2 separate regions of the Homo sapiens genome follow, and region 1 is linked to region 2. A link is a loop called in an ENCODE intact Hi-C map of the cell type or tissue named here. Cell type or tissue: IMR-90. All regions are shown on one strand. Each heading gives the region's core, and the rest is flanking DNA. Links, peaks and the distances in the headings are about the cores only.

Evidence for each region. A loop is a pair of places that touch in the nucleus more often than their neighbours do. Peaks named below come from ENCODE experiments on the same cell type or tissue, not always from the same donor. Only the 100,000 strongest peaks of a DNase experiment are listed, where the experiment ranks them.
Region 1: a loop joins it to region 2, with 1.8 times the contacts of the local background. A loop is called at or near these places in 1 of 110 quality-filtered maps.

What each region holds. Positions count from the first base shown.
Region 1 is chr6:55,037,055-55,045,243 of GRCh38, reverse strand. No RefSeq gene overlaps it. Among named protein-coding and RNA genes, the nearest start is that of HCRTR2, 130 kb to the left of the region's middle. In IMR-90, for the core only: no CTCF peak of the experiment used is centred there; a DNase peak (open chromatin) is centred at 4,893; H3K27ac peaks cover 145 bases.
Region 2 is chr6:54,889,733-54,897,921 of GRCh38, reverse strand. The region is part of intron 2 of FAM83B (family with sequence similarity 83 member B); the gene reads right to left. Among named protein-coding and RNA genes, the nearest start is that of FAM83B, 47 kb to the right of the region's middle. In IMR-90, for the core only: no CTCF peak of the experiment used is centred there; a DNase peak (open chromatin) is centred at 4,871.

The sequences.
Region 1 (8,189 bases), core at 1,782-6,781, 150 kb before region 2:
TCAACTATGCTGTCTTAGCTAGAATGAAATTCCAAAGTAATCAGTAAGAAATACTCTTTCTTTTTACAATACAACAGCATGAATATAAGCTTTAAATATATTTAAACTAGTTTGGCACATCTGAAATTCAAGAAGAGATTTTTAATAGTGATTCTACTTATAAGAAGGCCATGACTTTCATTTGGGCCACTATGATGAATGATTTACGCAATAAACTCTAAGTTGAGGTAATATATTTTTTCTTGTGAGTGAAAAAAAAATGTTTTAAGAGTTGCATTCTAAAAGGGTGTGTTTTGTTTGCATGTATATGTGTTTTATAGAGAGTTCCTATTCAGCATTCCTTTCCTTTTTGACTAATAGGATGTATCCTTATTTCTCAGTTGTATATTTAATTCTATTTTTATGCTTTAAGGAATTTTGAATGTGAGCACATAATAACTGGGAAACAAGCATCAACATCATAAATAGTGCTTTCATTTATTTAGACATATTTCTAGAAGAGCAAAGAACTGCTCTTCAGTTCATTGGAGAGGCACACAAAATACTGGATTCTTCAGTGGAAGATTATGTAATTCCTATGGAAGTGTACTGCCACATCTCCTATATCTAATTTATCAGTAAGTCCATTTAATTCTATTTCCAATATTTGCTCAGTCCACTACTTACTTCTACAACCATTTCTTCCACACAATCCCTTTCTTACTTTAGAATATTTCTGGAGCCTTCCAGCCAGTCTCCTTGACTGTACTTTTCTGATTCATTTTTCACACAGAAAGCAGAGTGACCTTTCTAAAACATTATTTTTCTTTGTTTAAAACCTTTAGAAGGTCTCCCATTGGGATTAGCATGAAATCCTACAAGGCCAAAAAAGATGATCTTTCTCCCTGTCTTTATAATTTTACTTCAAACCACTGAGCTCTCACTCTTAGTGAGTGAGAGCTCCTGTTCTTTTTCAGCTTCTAATCTCTTTTTTAACTCAAGACTTTGCTAGGAGCACTCTGTCTTCCACTCTTTGCTTAGAGGGTTTCCTCTTATCATCCATATCTCAAATTAATTATCATCTCTGATTTTTCTTGATCGTGCCATCTAAAGTATTTTCCTTTACATTCTATAGACCACTGAAGTCTTTTTATAGTTTCTCTCATAAAATGTTTCCCAAGTAGCAATTACATTTTTATTATTTGACCTTAGGAATTATACTCCTAATATTATCACTATGGTAGAGCTTATCACAAACTTTAATTATGTATTGTTTGGTTATTTGTTAGTCTTCTCGTCCATTAGATTACACGGTCTGTGAGGTAGGGACCATGCCTGTTTGCTTAGCCTATTTATTTACAATAGCCAGCATAATATAGGGCCCAAAAGAGGAACCTACAAAAACATGTTTAATGTATGAATAAATGTGAAGATACATTAATAACATCTACCATATAGCCTCTTTTTGCTCTTAAATATTAGAAACGTCTTTAGTTTGCAATCGTCTCTTAAGTATTAATTTTATAGACAAATGAAATTGTATCAAACTAAAAGGTTTCTGCACACCAAAAGAAAAAATCAACAGAATGAAAAGACAACTTAAGGACGGGAGAAAATATTTACAAACTTTTTATCCAACAAGGAATTAATATCCAGAATATACAAGAAACACAAGCAACTCAACAGCAAAACAAACAAACACACAAATAATTCAGTTAAAAATGAACAAACAATCTGAGAAGACATTTCTCAAAAGAAGACATACAAATGGACAACAAATTTATCTTTTAAATGCCTAACAACATTTCATTCAGGGAAATGCAAACAAAACCACAATGAGATATCATCTCACTCCAGTTAAAATGGCTATTACCAAAAAGACAAAACAAAACAAAACAACAACAACAACAACAAAATGGTAGTGAGAATGTGGAGAAAAAGGAACTCTTACATACTATTGGAGGGAATGTAAACTGGTACAGCCATTATGGAGAATGATATGGAATTTCCTCAAAAACCTACAACTAGAACTATCATATGGTCCAGCAATTCTACTACTGGGTGTATATCCAAAGAAAAGGAAATCAGTGTATTGAAGAGATATCTGCACTCCCATGTTTGTTACAGCACAACTCACAATAGCTAAGATATGGAATCAACCTGCGTCCATCAACAGATGAATGGATAAAGACAATATGGCATATATGCACAATAGAATACTATTTAGCCGTGGGGAAGAATGAAATACACAGCAACATGGATGAACCTGGAGATCATTATGTTAAGTAAAATAAGCTAGAAACAGAAAGTGAGAAAGCCACGTTCTCACTCATATGCAGAAGCTAAAAATGTTGCTCTCACAGAAGTAAGCAGTAGACTAATGTTTACTAGAGACTGAGAAAGTGGGACTGAGGATAGGGTAGGGATAGATCTGTTAAGGAATATAAAATTACAATTAGATAGGAGGAATAAGTTCTAGTGTTCTATAGCACTAGAGGCTGACTATAGTTAACAATAATTTATTATATATTTTCAGATAGCTAGAAGAGAGGATATTGAATGTTCCCAACGCAAAGAAATGATTACTATTTTAGGTGCCAGATATGCATATTGCCCTGATTTGGTCACTGCACATTGTATATATCAAAATATCACTTATGTACCTCCTAAATATATATGTGTACTATGTTTATTTACAAAATAAAGTGTTTTTAATAATGAGTTAATAACGTCTAAGAAAAAAGTTTAAAAATAAACCACAGAATACCCACTTGTTATCAGCTGAAAATTGCATTAACCAAAATGTCACTATTCAGATTGCTATTAAAATGTACTAAATAACCAACAGATACAACCTAATGTAGTTAAAGCTACTAGGTTACAGAAAAGTTCCATATGGCATTAGATAATGTTTTCATTCTCTTGAAAGTCTGTATCTCTAAAACAATGCCTTTATGTCTTGATATAAAAAGGCATATTAATAGGATTTACTAGTAAATCTAATTTATATAACCAATTCTTCAGTTGAAATTATTTAATGTAATTTATTTGTGCTCTGAGGAAATCCATTAAAGTATCAAATGAAAAACAGCAAATAATTACCTAAAGAAGTTATTACTTCTTTATAGTAAACAAAATTTGAAGCACATTCTGATATTACATTATTGATAGGGATGCTACTCTACAAGTAAATTTCTCTATAAAAGCATGTCATGACTAATGTTTTGAAAGGTTTCTGAGAAACTCAGCAGGGAACTTCTCAAGGTATTTTAAAAGATCACTTCCATGAAGGCTCTGTGCTTCAGCTTTGCAGATTTGGAAATCAGATAAAAACATTTATTTTTAAAAGATCTAATATATAGATTCAATGAGACTTCTGTGCTAGGCACATAATAAAACAAAAAGATAAATTAGTCTCAATTCCACATCTCTCATTCTCCACTTTAAATCTATTTTAATTAGACTTTTACTTCCTCTCCTATTTCATCAAAGTTTCCTTGATAGTGTCACCGATGATCTCCACATTTCTGAATATAATTAAAAATTCACAATCTTCAACCTGTTGCACAATCAGGGGCATTTAAAACAATTAATTAATTACTCCTTTGTATAGAAAACAATTTCTTGACTTGGTTTCCAGGATATTTCAATCTGTTAATTTCCTGACTGGTCACTCTTTCACAGTTTCTTTTGTTGAGACATTTTTGTTCTTATCTCCAGCCTCTAAAAGTGAAATTTTGCAGGGCTTGTTTCTTGGATACCTTCTATTCTTTATCTGCAGTCATTCTCCTTGTAACCTCACCCAGTTTAATATCCTTAAATACCCTCTGTATGACAATGACTCCCAAGTTTGCTAGGGCTGCCATAATAAAGCAACACAATCTGGGTGGATTAAACAATAGAAATTCATTTTTCTCACAATTCTGGAAACTAGAAATTCAAGATCAAGGTATCAGTAGGGTTGGTTTCTTCTGAGACCTCTCTTTTTGGCTTGTAGATGGCTGCCTTCTCTGTGTGTGTGTCTGTGTCCTAATATCCTCATCTATGACACCAGTCATTGGATTAGGGCCCATCCCAATCACTTCATTTTAACTAAATTATCTCTTTCAAGGCCCTATATCCACGTAAACTTACAATTTATGTGGGGAGCTAGGTGTTCACAACATGAATTTTGAGAAGACCACAATTCTTCCCATAGTAATGTCCAAAACCAATTTACTCAAATTCTCTCACAAGCCTGTAATGTGCCAGTCTTTTCCAAGAAGGAAGTGGCAATTTTATCCTTCTAGTTGCTGTGGTCATAAACTTTGGAATCATCCCTGACTCTTCTTTTTCTCTTATTCCCACATCTAGCTCATTAGTAAATCGCACTGGTCCACACTTAGAAAATATACCCAAAGTCTGATATTTTTGCACTGTCTCTACTGCTATGACATTAGCTGATCTATCACTATCTCTTGCCTTGATTATTTCAATAGCTTTTTAACTGGCCAACTTTCTTCCACCTTTGTCCTCCTATATTCTATTCCTAGCTCAACAGCTAGAGCAAGACCTTTGACATGAAGTAAATGCATATCATTTCTCTTCTCAAAATCTTTCAGTGACTCACTTTTCACTTACAATAACATCAATCCTTAAAATGGCCAATAAGGCTTTCCATGGTGTGCACCTCTTACCTTCTCACGTTATTTCCCACTATACTCCTTCTTATTCACTCAGCTTCAGCCACACCAAACTCCATGTTTTCACTTTAAAAGTCTAGGCACTTTCCTGGGCATCATGAAGTCTCCTTACAAAGACCATTAGTGAAAGCTGTTGACCATATGAAGCCGAATTTATTAAATGTGTTGAACATAGGAGAGCACTGCTTTGGCAGAGTCTCAGAAGTGTCTCAAAAGAGGAATTTGAGGTTGCAGTTAGTCATATAGAGTGGTTTTAGGGAATTTGAAGGTTGAAGTTAGTCATATAGAGTGGTTTTAGGGAAAAAGTTAGTAAAGAAGATCTAGCAGAGATTGGTGAGAATTTGTAAACTACTGAAGTTGCTCAACCAGTCAGTGGGCTTTGGAACACGTTAAGTCCTGTTATATCAGTTTCTCTTTTATTTTAACTTGGAATATATGGGTCTGAACTGTTGATGTTCAATTGGAATTTAGTTTGTGTTGTATGTCAGTTTCATCTAGTTCTTCTGTTTTACAAGTCAGTATAAGTTTAAGACTCACTTATTTTGATGACTAATGCCTCTTAAAAAATAGTTTTTGTTAAAACTTTCACCCTCAAAAGTTTCCTGGTTTATGTATTAAATAATAATATAAGCTTATACATAGATCACATCTGTTGATTTTGTCTTACAAGGACTCATTCATTCTTCATGTAAGTAATAATTCCAATTTTTGGGGAAAGCATTTCTTCCTGTTCTTAACCCCCGTAATTCAGAGAGCTTGCACCACTCCTAATCCACAATTATGGTAGACATTGAAATGAAACAGGGACCCCTCTTAGGAAGGTGCTAGGTATCCCCTCCCAAACACGAAAATTAAAAAAAAAAAAATCTCGAATTTTTTCAAAGGAAATTCCAGACACCTAGCAAGCCCCACAAAATAAATAACAAAAAGATAACAGTAGCTTAAAATAATAGCCAAAATATAACAGAGTCACAAGAATAATTCCCTATAAAAACTGAAGATAACATCTTAACATACGTCCCTGAGCTGTTTTTCAAAAAACCCAGACCCCCACCAAACATATATCTCAGATAAGGAGGTTTATGTCTTTATGTGTTGACACATAGACCTCAAATAAGAGAGAGATGAAGACTAAACTCTGACCACTTTCCTTTGTTCTAAATTTCTTCCTGTGGAGGCCCAAAAAAGTCACTCTCATGAGCCAGAGCAAACTTTATCTTCTGCTAATTCCAAATTTTTAGACAAAGTTTCACTTCCGTAACCAATCTCAAATCAAAAAATCTAAATCCACCTATAACTTGTGGACCTGTGGTTCCTCGCTTTGAGATGTCTCCCACTTTAGGTCAAAACAACGTGTAGCCCCTCTATGTTGACTTATAACTTTGCCCATAACCTCTGCCTCTCAATCTTTAAAAGCCCTTATCTTATAAGCCATATGGGAGTTTGGGTCTTAAACATTATCTGTCCAACTCTCCTTACTTGGTGCTCTCCAATAAATGTCTCAGTTTCTGTCACTTCAATACCAATGACCATGTTTGGCTTTACTGCCTTGAGCAGGCACACCTGAGTTCAGTTGGGTAACATGTTCCCAACCAGGTCACTCAGAGCAATTCATTTTCCTGGCTCCAATGTTGGTTCTAAGATGTTCATATAACCTAATCTAGGACAAAAACCACAGATGCAGGGACCTCAACTGGACCTATTGGGGACTCCCCCCCACCCCCCCACAGAGATAATAAATTGTTTTTTTGCAAGCCTGAAGATACTGGTTGATGTCCTACTTGAGAATGAAGTCAATGCCAAAGAAAGAAGATTTCTGACGAGATTATTTGAACATCAGACTTATTATTAAATGTAGAAATATAGAAAAACTTCAGATTTTCAACAAGGTAAGGCAGAAAAAATTCTTAAAAGTCCTTTGCTGGCCCGGTGCAGTGGCGCACACTTGTAATCCCAGCACTTTGGGAGGCCGAGGCAGGCGGATTACAAGGTCAGGAGATCAAGACCATCCTGGCTAACATGGTGAAACCACATCTCCACTAAAAATACCAAAAAATTAGCTGGGCTTGGTGGCAGGCGCCTGTAGTCCCAGCTACTTGGGAGGCTGAGGCGGAGAATGGCTTGAACCCGGGAGGCGGAACTTGCAGTGAGCCGAGATCGCGCCACTGCCCTCCAGCATGGGTGACAGAGCAAGACTCCATCTGAAAAAAAATAAAATAAAATTCTACAAATCCTATAGAGTTTAGCAATAGAATACTGCCAGATTTGAAGGACTTTGAACATCTTTGGTTTTCTGTTAATCACTAATAACAAAGCATAAAAATAATAAGCAATTGAAACTATATAGAAGCAAAGTTTCTACGTATCACTAGATTATGTTAATATGGTGCTGAGGTAGATATAGATAAGTTAAGATTATTATTGTAAACCCTAGAGAAACCACTAAGAAAATAATTTTAAAAATATAATTATTAAAGGAATTAAAATGCTACACTAGAGAATATTCATCTAATAGAAAAGAAAGTAGTAAAGAAGACACAGGAACAGAAAATATTCAAGACATTCACATGATGCTCAGTTATTTTGAAACTGAACAACATTTTACATGATGCTTATTTCGTTTTGATACTTTTAATCTATGCAATCAGAAAGATAAATTTTTGATATAAAATTTGGAAGAGACATATTCGTTTACAAATATATAGAGAAAAAAGAATATTAAAGATATTTTGTTAATAAAAAAGAAAATTAATAAGAGAATTTGAAAATGAAGCTGCTGCACATATATGTAGAATATTAAAGATACTCTTAATAGAAATAAAATGAAGAAAATTTGGTAATGTGGGTAATGTATATAAGACTTAGCAACAGCATGGATTAAAATGAGCATTTAAAGATATATCTCCCTTCCATAATGTTACCAATGCCATTATTAAATAATTAAGAAAAAATGTAAATGAAATGTTGATATTATATATCACATATTAAAATTGATACCAAATATTAACTCTTTATACAAAAATTAACTCAAGATGGAGTAAAGACCTAAATGTAAGACCTAAAACCATAAAAGCCCTAGAAGAAAACCTAGGCAATACCATTCAGGACACAGACATGGGCAAAGACTTCATGACTAAAACACCAAAAGCAATGGCAACAAAAGCCAAAATTGACAAATGGGGGATCTAATTTAACTAAAGAGCTTCTGCACAGCAAAAGAAACTATCATCAGAGTGAACAGTCAACCTACAGAATGGGAAAATATTTTCACAACCTACTCATCTGACAAAGGGCTACTATCCAGAATCTGCAAGGAGCTTAAACAAATTTACAAGAAAAAAGCAAACAACCCCATCAAAAAGTAGGCAAAGTATATGAACAGACACTTCTCAAAAGAAGACATTTATGCAGCCAACAGACACATGAAAAAATACTCATCATCACTGGTCATCAGAGAAATGCAAATCAAAACCACAATGAGATACCGTCTCACGCCAGTTAGAATGGCGATCATTAAAAAGTCAGGAA
Region 2 (8,189 bases), core at 2,133-7,132:
TATTTTCTCTGCCCCCAAGTAATTGTTTTACTTGATTATGTTGTAATTATAACACCAAATTTCCTTAAACATTAAGGTTGCTGATTAGAAAATAAATAGTTCAGGCAATATTTCTATTTTATGCTTATCTAATCCCTATATGCTTGCCAAAAGCATTACTGATGGTGAACTTGCATGTGAGTTATTTCATTCTTTTTCTTCTAGATATCTTCATGTTGTTTAAATTTCTTTTTTACTGAATCATCTTACCAGTTCAGACAAAAAGAAAGAAAATGACTAAGAAATTCCAGAATATAACTCTACCCAATAAGAGATTAAACACTTGGACTGGACTTTGACAGCTAATTTAATAGTCAGGTTTCTACGTTGTTTTGCTTTTTTCCAGACATCTGCAGTTTTCAGATGGAAACTGTTATTAGGATTTCTGTCAAAAGTTCTAAAAAAAAATTTTAGGGCCTTATTTCCTATATTCTATTTATAGAGAATAAAATGATATATAAGTAAATGTCAGAAATTTTAACCTCATTTAAGGCTTTCCTATTTGTAACATTTAAACTACTGAGAATACATAACAATGCAATCAAGACTTTCATTATCAGCAAGGAGATTATATATATTGTTTTAGATTAATCATTGTGCCCATGACTGTTTCCCATATGTGATTTCCCCACTGTCCAGATGGTTTTTTTTTTTTAGATCACAACATGGGTTACTGCCATACCAGTGTAGCAGCAGTATTAGCTGGTAAAGCTGTCCCCAGGTTTGTTGTGAGAGTGGCCTAAAGGGTCTCAGAGAGAGGACAAGGGAAGAAATTTGGCAGTGACAATAATATTAACAGTAATGATAAAAAGGAGGACTCCAGGGAAGTCAAGACAGAAACAAACTCTAGCTAAATACTAACAGGATGGTGTCAAATGTATTTTCATAGTATTGTGCATTCTTACTGTTACAGTATGACCTCTAAGAATCTAGACTTAACTATAATATTCAATTATGTTTATTTTTCAACAAATATAATTGATTTTTGTTAAATAACTTCCTTCCAAAGATTGTGGCTAAAGTTTTCCTGACAGTTGTAGAAATGTGACTTCTTTAAGTACAAAATTATCTTTGTTGTTTTCCTTCTGTCAACTTTAAATGGAAAATACTATTAAATATAGAAGATACTTTCCTGACTTCTCAGAAATAGTGTCCAGAACATAATTTAAATTTAGTATTATTTAAAAATACTCTGAGACATTGACAATTTTAAAGGCTATTGAGAGTGGCAGTGGCCATATTCTTTTGCTTTATGCTGCTGTGTTTATGGTATTCTTTTGTACGCTTCTTAACAGTATTTCTCTTTCTTGTTTTCCTTTTAGACGTCAAGCTAACCCTTCCTTCTCTTATCAGTGTGGACTGGCCTCTTGTGTTCCAATTTCATACTTATAATCTGATGTGGGTGTGGAAAGAAGATCAGAGAACTTTGAATTATGTATAAAACAAGGGTAAATGAGCTCTGAGGTAGGACCAGGAGGCTTCTTCTACCAACAAGCTTTGCATGTCTGTTTTGGCTGCTCAGTGGATAATTTGTTCATTTCTTGTTTTTTGCATCATTCGAGATGGATGCTACAAGGTAGCCAAATCCAGAAAGGTAGAATGTTAAGATTATGCTTTTGGTATAATCAGTTGATGAGATATTTTATCAATGGTTGTATTTTTTTCCTTTGTTTGTTTTAAACCTATGCCATGTTGCCAGGCACGGTGGCTCACACCTGTAATCCCAGCACTTTGGGAGGCCAAGCAGGGGGGATCACGAGGTCAGGAGTTTGAGACCAGCCAGGCCAACATGGTGAAACCCTGTCTCTACTAAAAATACAAAAATTAGCTGGGCATGGTGGCATGGCCCAGTAATCCCAGCTACCAGGGATGCTGAGGCAGGAGAACAGCTTGAACCCAGGAGGCAGAGGTGGAGGTTACAGTGAGCTGAGATAATGCCACTGCACTCCAGCTTGGGTGATAGAGCAAGACTCCATCTAAAAAACAAAACAAAACAAAAAGGTAATCACAGCTACTCAGGAGGCTGAGGCAGGAGAATCACTTGAACCTGGGAGGCGGAGGTTGCAGTGAGCCAAGATCACCCCACTGCACTCCAGCCTGGGTAACAGAGCGAGACGCCATCTCAAAACAAAACAAAACAAACCTATGCCATGTTACTGGTTACTAGTTTCAGAACCCATTTTTCCCTAATTCAGTAGAAGTCCCTCTCAACAAAAACAATCATTACATACAACATACATACTACATAAAATATAAAAACTATGAATGTCAACTTCACATATTCAGTTCCAGAATATATGATGCTTGATATGTAAATGTGTATTAAAACTGTGGTGCAATAACTGAGTTTGAATAGATATTGCTTGTAAAAGTAATATTGCTTAAAAGATACTGCTTAAAAAGTTTAAAAAGTAGTAAAAATCAGAAGCACAAATTGGCACATCTACCTGAGGATATGAAAAAGACACTACATATCTTATGAAAATAAATGTACAAGTCCCACGGAGGTATAATAGAATTTTATGCAAGGCTAAAATAATAAAGACTGAGGAGACCTTGAAATGCTATTGAATCTGTCCCAAGACCTTTCCAAGACTATGGCTTTTCTAGGTAAACCAAATTTGTTCTCTTCATACTCAATAGTAATCATTTCTTCAATATCTCTTTGTAATGTTTTTCTCACTGATACAGTTTTGGATGTTGTTTCCCCACATCCTTTCTGAGTTACAGAATCTACACAATACAGTACTTTTAACACCACTGGTAATGCATGAGTTAAGACCTAGGCTTTGCAGTCAGAGACTTAGGTGTCAGTCTTGGATTCAGCTGCTGACCTTGGTCAAATTACTTAACCTCTTGAAATCTCAGTCTCTATGTGAACAATGGGAACATAATACCTTACCCACAATGTTTTCAAAGATCAAATGAAAGACTCTTTGAGGCATGTGTAGCATCATACATAAGACACTGTAAAAGCTAAGTGGTAGAGCTGAGATTCAAAGCCAGGCAGTCTGGATCCCGAGTTCATGCTCTCAACCACTGCCCTAAGCTGTCTCACAGTGTCTTTTCAAAAACCACAATATCAGATTTGTCCCTGCTTCTAAGTTTTCTGACCAAAGAAGCCATTTTGTATTTGAATTCTAAATTCTAAGGGCCTGTTACCCTTTCCAATATGTCATCAACTACACAAAAAAACTTAAGTAGCAGGCTTTGTATTCTATTCCAGTAAAAATCAAAATTTGTTAAACACCAGATGGTTGAGGCCAAACCCCTGTGGAGTTCTACTTCTTAGGTTCCCTAAGATGGCATAGATTCTTAATTAAAATCTCTTCAACTGTGTTCTCTCAAGTATAAGATACCTGCATAAACTAGACTTATTTGTACATTTTGTATGGCATGAGTGTGCATTTTCTTAGCAGACATCACACAAATATGTTAAGTTACAGAATGCGTATCATATTTCCCCAATTTACCTATGAGACTATCATCCTAAACAAAATCAAGAGATTCATCAGAATCCACATAGACCAATGTACCATCTTACCAAATTCTGTCAGGGAAAAAAAAAAAGTTCCTAGGACTTAAGTTTGTAAATTCTTGCCAGATTCACTGCTTCCTGAATTCAGATACAGAGCACTTGCAAGAACCACTTAAATCAATGGACACTACAATCCCTGAAGGCCAATGGTTACCCATATACAGCATTTATGTGATGAAAGCACAAAAGACATACTTAAATATAAGCTTTGAAAGAACCCTTCTCCCTCATCCTTAAGTTAAGCCTCTACAGAAAAATATAAAGGACCTAGTGGAAAGGAACACAGTTTACTTCATGGAATAATGAAGAGTGTTGATCTTTGACCATAATAAAACATACTGACTCGGGTTAAAATAAGGTGAGAAGAAACCAGTGATCTTTTATCACCTATAACACTTCAAGTGATTAGAATGTCAAATCATTTCCAAAATGGACAGAAGTAGAATGGCTACAGTAATAAATATTGAGACCTCACACATACATACATGTGCACTATAAATTACTCATTGGAGGCCCCTTTTATATTTCTCTGCATATAAATATTATCAAAGGAAACTCCTTGGCACTAAACTTAAGAAGGTTCTTGTAAAAAAAGAATCATTTCCCCTCTCTATCTATATATATCTATGCTTAACTATACACATATAGATATATATTCATGTATCTGAATTTAGATTTAGATACTGGCTGTATATACAACTTAATGTAGTAGAATCGTAATTCTTTAATTGGTTCATGTATGTTGGACATACAGCATAATCAGAAATGTGAAGCTTAAGATGAGGATGCCATTTAAGAACCACCTGGTGATGATAAACATTTATACCTAGAAATTTCCCAAAATATGAAGTATTAAGATACTAAACAGATAACCAGAACTTTGGTTCATATTTTGAGCTTTTATGTATTTACATGTTTCATTAAATAGTATAGACTTGGAAAAATTTGCCCTAATACACAAAATTATAAAATGTATTAACAAATAACCACAATATGAATAGACTGTGACAAGGAACAGGTTGATGGTATAAATAAAAAATTCTCAGGAGAAATATTATCTTACTAATAGAGACTAGATCTCCTCGAAAATATACTGTATTAGTTATCTATTGCTGCATAACAAATTGTTCCCAACATTTAGTGGCTTACAACCACACTTATAATCTCACAGTTTATGTGGGTGAGGAACCTGAGAGGAACTTGACTGGGCAGTGCTGATTCAGAGTCACTTGTGAATCAAAGCTGCAGTCATCTAAAGTTGACTGGGAAAGAGTATCTGTTTCCAAGATGGTTTACTCACACAGTTGTTGGTGGGAGGACTCAGCTCCTCACCCCAACAGCCTCTATATAACCTGCTGAGTCATCTCATGACACAGCAGCTGGGTTCCCATAGAGTGGATAATCCAGAAGAAAGCAAGGGGGAATCATGATGCCTTTATAACCCATGATTCATGCCATCACTTCTGCTATGTTCTACTCATTAGAAGGGAGGTACTAAGCCCCATCCGCACTTAAGAGGGAGACAATTGGCTCCACCTTTTGGAGGGAGGATTGTTGAAGTGTTGTAAATGTATTTTAAAATTATCACATGTAACATTTAAATTTGGTGTTTAAAATATAAATATATATACAATATATACAATATATATATTTATGTATATAATATTAATAGGAGGAGATGGAGAAGAGTATTTTTGGAAGAAAAAAGGGAAAGGAAAGATTCAGAGGCAGCCATAATAAGAATAAGACCATGTCCTTTGCAGGAACAGGGATGGAGGAGGCCATTATCCTCAGCAAACTAACACAGAAACAGAAAACTAAATACCACATGTTCTCACTTATAAGTGGGAGCTAAATGATGAGAACACATGGACATATAGAGAGGAACAACAGACACTGGGGCCTATTGGAGAGTAGAGGGTGGGAGGAGGGAGAGGATCAGGAAAAATAACTGAGTACTAGGCTTAATACCTGGGTGATGAAATGATCTGTACAACAAGCCCCCGTGACATGATTTTATTTATATAACAAACCTGCACATGTATCCCTGAACTTAAAATGAAAGTTAAAAAAAAAAAAGATTCAGAGGCAGAAAAAAAGGAGCATGTTAAATCTAGAAAGGCAGGTTGTTGGATGAAGTGAGGGCTTCTTTGGCACTTGCAGAATGCAAAGACACAGAGATTTATATTTAGAAAAGAATGACATTATCAGTGATCATTCAGGCAAGTGGCTACAGGAATACGGGAGAAAGCAGAAATGTTCATTAGCAAGATAAGTTAAGGGGACTGTTGCAAGTAATTACCAAATGTAGAGGGCAGAACATGGATGGTAGCAATGGAGAGCATTAGAAGGAGGTAGACATGGCAATTTCCAAGACCCAGTGCCTGTGGCCAGGTGTGCTGGCTCATACCTATAATCCTGGTACTTTGGGAGGCTGAGGTAGTAGGATCACTTGAGTTCAGGAGTTCTAGACCAGCCTGGACAACATAACGAGAACCCATCTCTATTTTAAGAAAAAGAAAAAAAAGAAACAAAACCCAGTGCCTGATGACAAAAGTGAAGGTATACAATGAGAGAGGAATGAATCATTATGTGATTCCAAGATACTGTAGTCTTGGCATCTAGGAATGTGATGATGCCTTTAACAGAGAGAGAGGATGAGAAAAAGTGTAGTGAGTTTTCCATTCTTCTAGCTACTATTTTGGACATGCTGCATTTGATAGGCCAGTGGGCCACAGGTAAATATGCTGGACCACCAGCTAGAATCACATAGGCTAATGTTCAGAAGACAGGCCACATCAGGTTGTAAATAGCAATAGTGCCAAAGTATGAAGGTAGAAAGCAGCAGTAAGAAATAAAATGTGGAGAGAGAACAGACCCAAAGCTAAAAGTCTTTAAAACATTCACTTTCAACAGATGGAAAGAGCAAAGAAAATCAAGAAACAACAGTTGAAGAGACAGGGAAAGAACAAAAAGAGAAATAACACAGAAACCAATGGTAAGAGAATTAAAGGCAAACTACTTACAGAGGAGTGGAAGAGACTAAAGGATATTACAAGGTTGCAGGCATGTCTTGGTCATGTGGACGACAGTAGCCTATGAGACACAGGTTAGGAGAGGAAGGAAAGCAAAATTCAGACTGCAGGGCTGGGAGGAAAAAGTAAGGAAGTAGAGCCCTTTATGGAAACTACTTCTTTCAAATGTTTAATGGTTAAAAGGCAAGAAAAAGGAATAATAACCTGAGACACTAGCAGCAGGGAAGCAAGCAACTCACTCTAGAGGACTGTCATGATGGAACACAGAGGAGAAGTAACCATAAATACAAATTAAAGGTATAAAAATTAAATGGAATCGCAGGAGGCTCAAGATCACAACTTTATTTTTTTTTTTCTCTCTGAAGAAAGCAAATTAGAAGTAATGGTAGCTGAGATTAGGCTTTTGAGACTGGGAAGACAGGAAGTTTAAAATTCACTCTGAATGTCCCCTATTAAACACAGGGATTTGTTGAGGGAAAGAGAACAAAAAGGTTCAGTTGAGTTTAAAACATTAATGCACATGATAAATGTGTAAATTTTTAAACTGATCTTATCACTGTTTCTTCTCACTGATTACATAAATTGAATGCAGTGATACACAGGTTACAGTAATCTATAGAATTCTTATGGTGGCAGGTGGTGGGGGAAGATGAGGGGAGGGCAGGGAATGGACTTTTTCTGCTTTTGAAGTTGAGATATTTCACATGTGTAACTGATGAGTGCATTCTTTGGTCACATTTCCTGTACTATTATGTTAAAATAATTGTTTGGACTCTTAATTTCTTTGATCTCACCCTTAAAAATAAAATAATATGGACATACAAGTTAACATGAAACTAAGCTTTGGGAAATCTATAACTTTGAGCTCCAGGAATTTTACTATTGTGAAACTACGTAAATAAATCCTAAAAACTGTGTTGATTGAATGAGAATTGGTCCAGTTTTACAAAAATAGAAAAAGGCAGATGACAAGGCAATCTTTTATTTTGGGAATTAGCTGCACAATTTTTCAACTTGGGTTGTTAAGAATTGAAATAAATTATGAAAATGTAACTTAGCAAAAGGTTGGTGTACTTGGTTCAATAAAACATTTCTTATTTCAATGTGTCAAATAATTTTGAAAATCAGATTAAATGAACATATACTCAAAAAAGTTTTGACATTACATTTTCCAAACCTATGTGTTCTACAATACAATTATTTTCTAGAATAGCTGTAAAGAATATGATGCAATAAAATTCTTGTATTTGGTTTTATTTATGGCTGTTCTTTTCATGTTTTGAATAGATCATGACTATATATATTTTTTAAACAAGTTTAACATAAATGGTTAAAATGTAAAACTTATAAGTATCAAAAACTTCACTACTAAATTATGTATGTTTGTAGGATATTTATAATCCCATTTTAGAAATACACACCCATAACTAATTTTTTAAGGCTTTAAAGCCATGAGTACTTAAACTCTATTATGTTTCCAATAGAGTCAACCATTTGTAAGTGTGTATCAACAACTTGGAGTTCATTCTCTAAGTTTATGAAGAAAATGAAAAGTCTACACATATATCCTCATATGT